Regions from separate parts of the Mus musculus genome. Here region 2 is linked to region 1. The links are chromatin loops, found by intact Hi-C in ENCODE. Cell type or tissue: heart. All regions are shown on one strand. Each heading gives the region's core, and the rest is flanking DNA. Links, peaks and the distances in the headings are about the cores only. Region 1 holds the start of Dcaf15 (DDB1 and CUL4 associated factor 15). Region 2 has its middle 5.1 kb from the start of Mir181c.

Region 1 (2,857 bases), core at 1-2,500:
AGCCAGGGCTCTTTAGCCAAGCAGCCTCCCAGCCTCCTTCCCAGAGGCCGAGGCTTCCCCAGGCCCACTGCTGGGGCAGATGGAGACACCAAAGCCAAGTGACCTTACAAAGCACCCCACCCCCACCAAGGACCCAGGTTACATCCCAGCCGTAGCCCCGTTTGGATCCAGAGTCCTCCCAGCCCTAGCCCTACGTCTCCCTGTGGAAGGATCCCTCACTGGGACAACTGACTCCTTCCTGAAAACTGACGCATGAGACTAGGATGTGGGGCCATGCATTTATCTGCCTGCTCCCAATTAGCCCACAAGGGGACCCATCTCTCTCTTGATAATGTAGTTACTGTGCAGACTACAACTCACAGTAGAGGCGAGGACAGCTTGCAGGAGTCTCTATGTCCTCTCACTGCGTGGCTCCTGGGGATCTCACACATTATTAGGTTTGGTGGCAAGAGCCTATACCTATAGAGCCTCCGAACCAAAAGCTCCCAGTATTCCCAATGCTCCAATCCATTATTAAGAAAACCCCTTTCTTAATTAACTGCCAATCAACTGTCACACCCTAAAACATCACCAAGGAAGGATCTGAGGAAACAGGCATAAAGCTGACCACTGGGGAGCTATTCTGGCCCGCCTTCAAAAGATAGCCATCTAGTGGGAAAGAAGGCCTGGCACCTTGCCCCTAGTTCATCTCGACCCATGAAGGGAATGGCTTTGTCAGACAAGCCTTCCTGAGAGGATATAACCCTTGCCCAGGGAGTGTCTAGGCTAAGGGCAGAGCCACAGCCTTGCTTAGGGAGCACCAGGAAAAAGCACAGTTCGCCCTTACCCAGTTCCCAACTTCCTGTGCACATAGACAATCTTGCTCCACAGCTGCCCACCTAACATTATTCACATCCCTGTCCTTTCAGGTGTCCTCTGACAAGGGAGACAGAGCCCTAAGTGGCTTCCACTTTGAGAAGACCTGGCCCTACTCTGGAAACATTCCTCCATTCAATGAGTGAGGCAGACCTAGGTACAAGCACTAGATATAGAGATGGTCAGAGCTTGGACAGACAGGGAGCATCCAACAGAGGCTGCCCATTGTCGGTAGCAGGGGCTCTTCAGGGGTTTGGGGGGGTAGCTCCAACAAGGGGCAGTGCTTTGAAAAATCGGTCTAAACCAAGGTCTCCCCTTCCTCCAGATTCCTCGGACAGCTTCTACAGTAACCCGCCCATCAGCCTCCATCCCCGGTCTTTCCTCCATGATTCTCCCCGGCCTCCGCCACCCAAGCCCCTTCCTTCTTCACTGATCTCGCCTAGCAGCCTTCATTCAAGGCCCCCTGCAGGTGACCCGCCTCACTGGCTGCACACAAGTCACCAACCTTCGCCAGCCCAGCCCGCGCCTCAGCACCAGCCTCCACACCGCCAAACCCATCCCCATCCCCACCGCCCGGCCCGCCCAGCCCCCTCCCGGCCCCGCCCCCCACCTCGCCGCGCCGCCCTCCCTCCGCCGCCTCCCGCGTCCCCTCCTCCTCACAACCGGGCGCGCTCGCCTCAGACGCCAGGCCTCACCTTGACTCGCTCCAGCTGCTTGAGAACGTGTTCCCGCCGCCGCCCCACCGCCCGCTTCCCCCCGGTCCCCCCAGGGCCTCCGCCGGCGCTCCCGGCCCCGCTGTTCCGCTCCGATTTCGAGCTGGGCGCCATTTTCACCCCCTCCCTCCACTTCCGGAGCAACCGGTCCCTTAGCCCCGCCCCTGGCACTTTCTGATTGGCCTTTTCTCCTTACTGCGGCCGGCCGGTTGGGTGACAGCCGGCATTCCTTGTCGCTTCCCGCTACGCTTGTCCATCAAAGCTATCTTGGTTTTTGGTTGGTAAAGATGGTAACAGCTCCCGCCTTATTCCCGCCCTTCATTAAAGATAAACCACTCAGAAACCACTTTGGCGCTCCTCGGCCAAAAAACTTCAACTGAATAGGCGAAGATTTCTGTCAGGCTTGACATTGTCACGCCCCTGAGTGGGTTTCCGTGGAAACCACTGGCCGTCCAGCGGCCTGTGGGCGGGGCTATGGGAACCTGTGGTCCATAAGGGCCAGAATCTCCAGCCCTGGCTCTGGCTCAGGCTGGGAGGGCCGAGGCCTGAGGAGCATCCCTGGGCAGCTAGGGAGGAGACCAGGAAAAGGCGGTGGGGAAAAAAATGGCTCGTTTTAAAACATCTTCCAGGCCGGGCGTGATGGTTCACGCCTTTCCAGCACTTACGAGGCAGAGGCAAGTGGATCTCTTTGAGTTTGAGGCCAGCCTGAGTGAGTTCTAGGATAGCCAGGGCTACACAGAGAGACTCTTGTCTCAGAAAAACAAACAAAGAAACAAAACAAAGCATCTTCCGGACGACGATGACGATGATAGCATCAGACAGATATCATGCTGTTTTTAAAAAAATTAATTTCCATGGGTCAGGCGTGGTTCTGAGTTTGCACCTCCTGTGGAAGGCCTGTTAAGCCTATCATACTAATTAATAATGGTAATAAATATTACGGGACATGACAGCTTCATGCACCAGTTTTGCCTACATTCACTCAATCTCTGCAATGGTCCTTTATTTTACACGTGGAACAGGCATAAAGTGAACTCCCCTGAAGACATGGCACTTGTGTACCCAGACTGCTGGCTGCTCTTTTTACAGCCACATTCGGTTTATTGAGAACCCAGCTAACAGGACAGGTCATAAACAAGGAAATGAGTACCTGTCCTTGAATTCCAGGTATGGGTAGAAAGGCAGTTGGATGCAAAGTAGCTTTGTGAAGCGGGGGAGGAGGAATATTCCAGCAAAGACAAAGGTTTCTGGAGAGGTTCAAGACTAACCTGCCATGATGTATGGATTAG
Region 2 (2,899 bases), core at 223-2,722, 80 kb after region 1:
TGTTCCCCAGTATACCCCTGGTTGGCCTGGAACTCAGTATATAGACCAGGCTGTCCAGGAACTCAGAATACCTGCCTGCTTCTCCCTCCCAGATGTGAGATTAAAACTGTGCTCTATCACTTCTGGGCTCCACTGTTCTTAAAGACAGAGTCTCTAAATTGCCCAGGAAGACCTCAGGTTCACTCTGAAACTCAAGTAGGCTTTGAGCTTCCCATCCTCCTGTCTCACTCTCCCAAGGGCTAGGAGGACTGGCCTGTGCCACCAGGTCTACCTCCATAAGGAGTCATGGCTTTATGAGTGACTGTCTCTATGGGTATCTGTGTCAACATGCACACCTGTGTTCTGGTGTTTCTGTGTCAGGATAGCTGGGACCGGCTTTGAGCTCACGAGGGGTGTCCTTATTTGCACACCAAGTTACTACAGGGACCGTCCTGCACCTGTGGTTGTCAGTTATTCTAGATGTGTGAGTGACCAGGTGAGGGTGGGCACTACCAGTGTGGTGTGTCTCTACATTGTGCCCAACCTTCCACTAGTGACTGTTCCTCTGCAGGGGTATGTTCCTGGCCTTTGTGGGTGCAGTGTGTACACGAGTGTCAGTGTTGTGGTTGACTGTGTGCTTAGGAAATTAGATTATTAATGGGATAGTGTGTGTCTGTGTCGTGCGGGTGGCTTTTAGGACTTTGTCTGATGACTTGAGACTAATTTTGGTTTGGCAAGTGCGGCTGTGAGAGGTGGGGGATGGGTGGGAAGGAAATGGGGCAACCCAAGTGTGATGGGGGTACTTTCTCAGCCCCCAGTTAGCTCAAGAAGTGGCTTCTGCGGCCCCCAGCCCCAGCATGCATGCCCTCCGGGGAGAGGTCCCCTGGAAAGGCGCCCGGTCGCTTTAAAGCTAGGGCTCCTCAGCAAGAGTAATCGGGGCCATCTTTCCTTTCTGCAGCCACTTTTGGAGGGTGGGATCTAGTCGGCAAACCTTGTCCCCACGATCACCGTGCAGATGCGGTCTGTACCCCCGGAGGCAGCCTCCCGCCCCGCGCCCCGAGAACAAAGCGCCCCGGTCGGCCCGGCCCAGGCGCTCGCGACCGCGGCGGGTGCAGGCGGCGTCCCGGGCCACACGGCCGGGAACAATGGAGGCCTCGGCCGTGGCCGTGACCGGCAGGTGCGCCCCCCGCCCCGGCCCGCGCTCACCTCGTCTCCGCCGCCGCAGCGCCCTCCGCTCCGCCAGGGTCCGGGAGCCCACCCGGCCGCTCGCGCGGGAAGGGACCGAGCGGTTCGAACCCGCGGCCACGCGCCCGCGCCCCCGAGGCCCCCGCGCGGCACCGGCCGGTGGGTCCAGCTGCGGCCGTGCGCGCCCCGGGCCGCCTGCAAGCCCTCGTACTCCACGCTGCAGCTCGAGGGGGACTCGGGGCGCGGGCAGGGACCTGGGATGCATGCAGCCCTTCTGGCTCGGCGGGAGCACGCGCGCACAAAGGCACGCGGGCCACAGACAGGGAAGGTGCGAGGGGGGCCTTGGGGCGTACACCCGCCGGACGAAGGGGGTGGCGGCCACACACGTAGGGACACCTGGGAGCGGCAGACGCCTCTTTGAGGGACAGCACGGAATGTTCTTAGAACTGAATATACCTAGCCAGAGCCCAGGTTCACAGATCACACCCCACCATGTACACACAACCCAGGCATAGCCTAGGAAAACCCGAAGATTTTCGGAAAAACCTAAGATGTACAGAACACAGCTGGTGAGCCCGTCCACACTGGTAATGCTGGACTCAGGAGCCTGAAGCGGGAGTACCGCGATTCTAAGCCAGCCTGGACTAAGGAGTGAGTTTGAGACAAGCCAGAGCTATAGGTTCTGTCTCAAAACAAACAAAAAAACAAAACATGTCCACAGGGTCCAACAGACACAGTCTCCGCCACTCACAACTAATGGGTACACAAATACACACCTCAGCCTTACATGGTTACAGAGAGAAGCAGGACCACAAGGTAGGCAGGCACCTAACACTTGCTTCTTGGAAGTTGGAGCACACACACACACAGAAACACACAGACACTTTCTCACACTCACACACACATTCTCTCTCACACACACACACACATGCACATATGGTCTTGTACAAGCTCTTCCTGGGATGGGCACACACAGGGGTAAGAGGACTCCAGATCTGTCAGAGATGCATATGCAGAACCCCAAAGTGGCAGCTACCCTGAGCACCACAGGAAGAGAGCACTGCTGAGCGGCTCTGGAATCTTCACACAGACCTCCAAGTGCTCCCAAACATACCCAGTCCTGCACAGGCTCAGTTGAGAGGAAGGTCAAACCAGCCTGGGGCTGAGCCAACATTATACTGCATGTATGTTTGCCCTTCTCAAGTCCGGGGGCTGAAGACTTTAGCCCCCCTCAAACCCAGGCTGTTACCTTTGTGGGCCTGCAGCGCTGGGATTCCTGTCGGCTGCCTGCCTTCCTTTAACTCCTTACTGCATTCCTGCCTCAGTTTCTCCTTGATAGGCTTCCAGACATCCTCCTACTTAGACAAGTCTCCACTGGCCCAGGAAAATTCTCTGGGGTTCAGAGTAAGGCGTATGCGAGGAAATAAATGGGAGTGCATTGTAATTTGGGGGTTGAGGGTGCGGCTCAAGTTGGTGGAGTGCTAAGCCAGCATGCAGAAAGCCCTGGGTTCCATCCTAGCACAGCACAAAAGAAGCAAGGTGGTGCAGCACTCTGGAAATAGAGGTACGAGCATCCGATCAAGGTCAGCATTGCCTACAAAGAACTTGAGGCCAGCCTGAGCTACATGAAACTCAGTCTCAAAGAAAATAAAAAACAGGAACACCAGCTGGGTTGTGGCGCACGCCTTTAGTCCCAGCACTGGAGAGGCAGGGGGATCTCTGAGTTCTGAGGCCA

The links. A loop is a pair of places that touch in the nucleus more often than their neighbours do. Peaks named below come from ENCODE experiments on the same cell type or tissue, not always from the same donor. Only the 100,000 strongest peaks of a DNase experiment are listed, where the experiment ranks them.
Region 2: it touches region 1 in a loop (4-fold over the local background); 1 of 42 quality-filtered maps calls a loop at or near these places.

The regions. Positions count from the first base shown.
Region 1 is chr8:84,103,067-84,105,923 of GRCm38, forward strand. It overlaps Dcaf15 (DDB1 and CUL4 associated factor 15), which reads right to left and starts at 1,731. Exons shown (of 13, transcript NM_001357322.1): 1 at 1,551-1,731. The coding sequence starts at 1,682. In heart, for the core only: a CTCF peak has its summit at 1,313; DNase peaks (open chromatin) are centred at 745 and 1,835; H3K4me3 peaks cover 2,077 bases; H3K27ac peaks cover 1,669 bases.
Region 2 is chr8:84,182,613-84,185,511 of GRCm38, forward strand. No RefSeq gene overlaps it. Among named protein-coding and RNA genes, the nearest start is that of Mir181c, 5.1 kb to the left of the region's middle. In heart, for the core only: no CTCF peak of the experiment used is centred there; a DNase peak (open chromatin) is centred at 1,229; H3K4me3 peaks cover 1,731 bases; H3K27ac peaks cover 2,019 bases.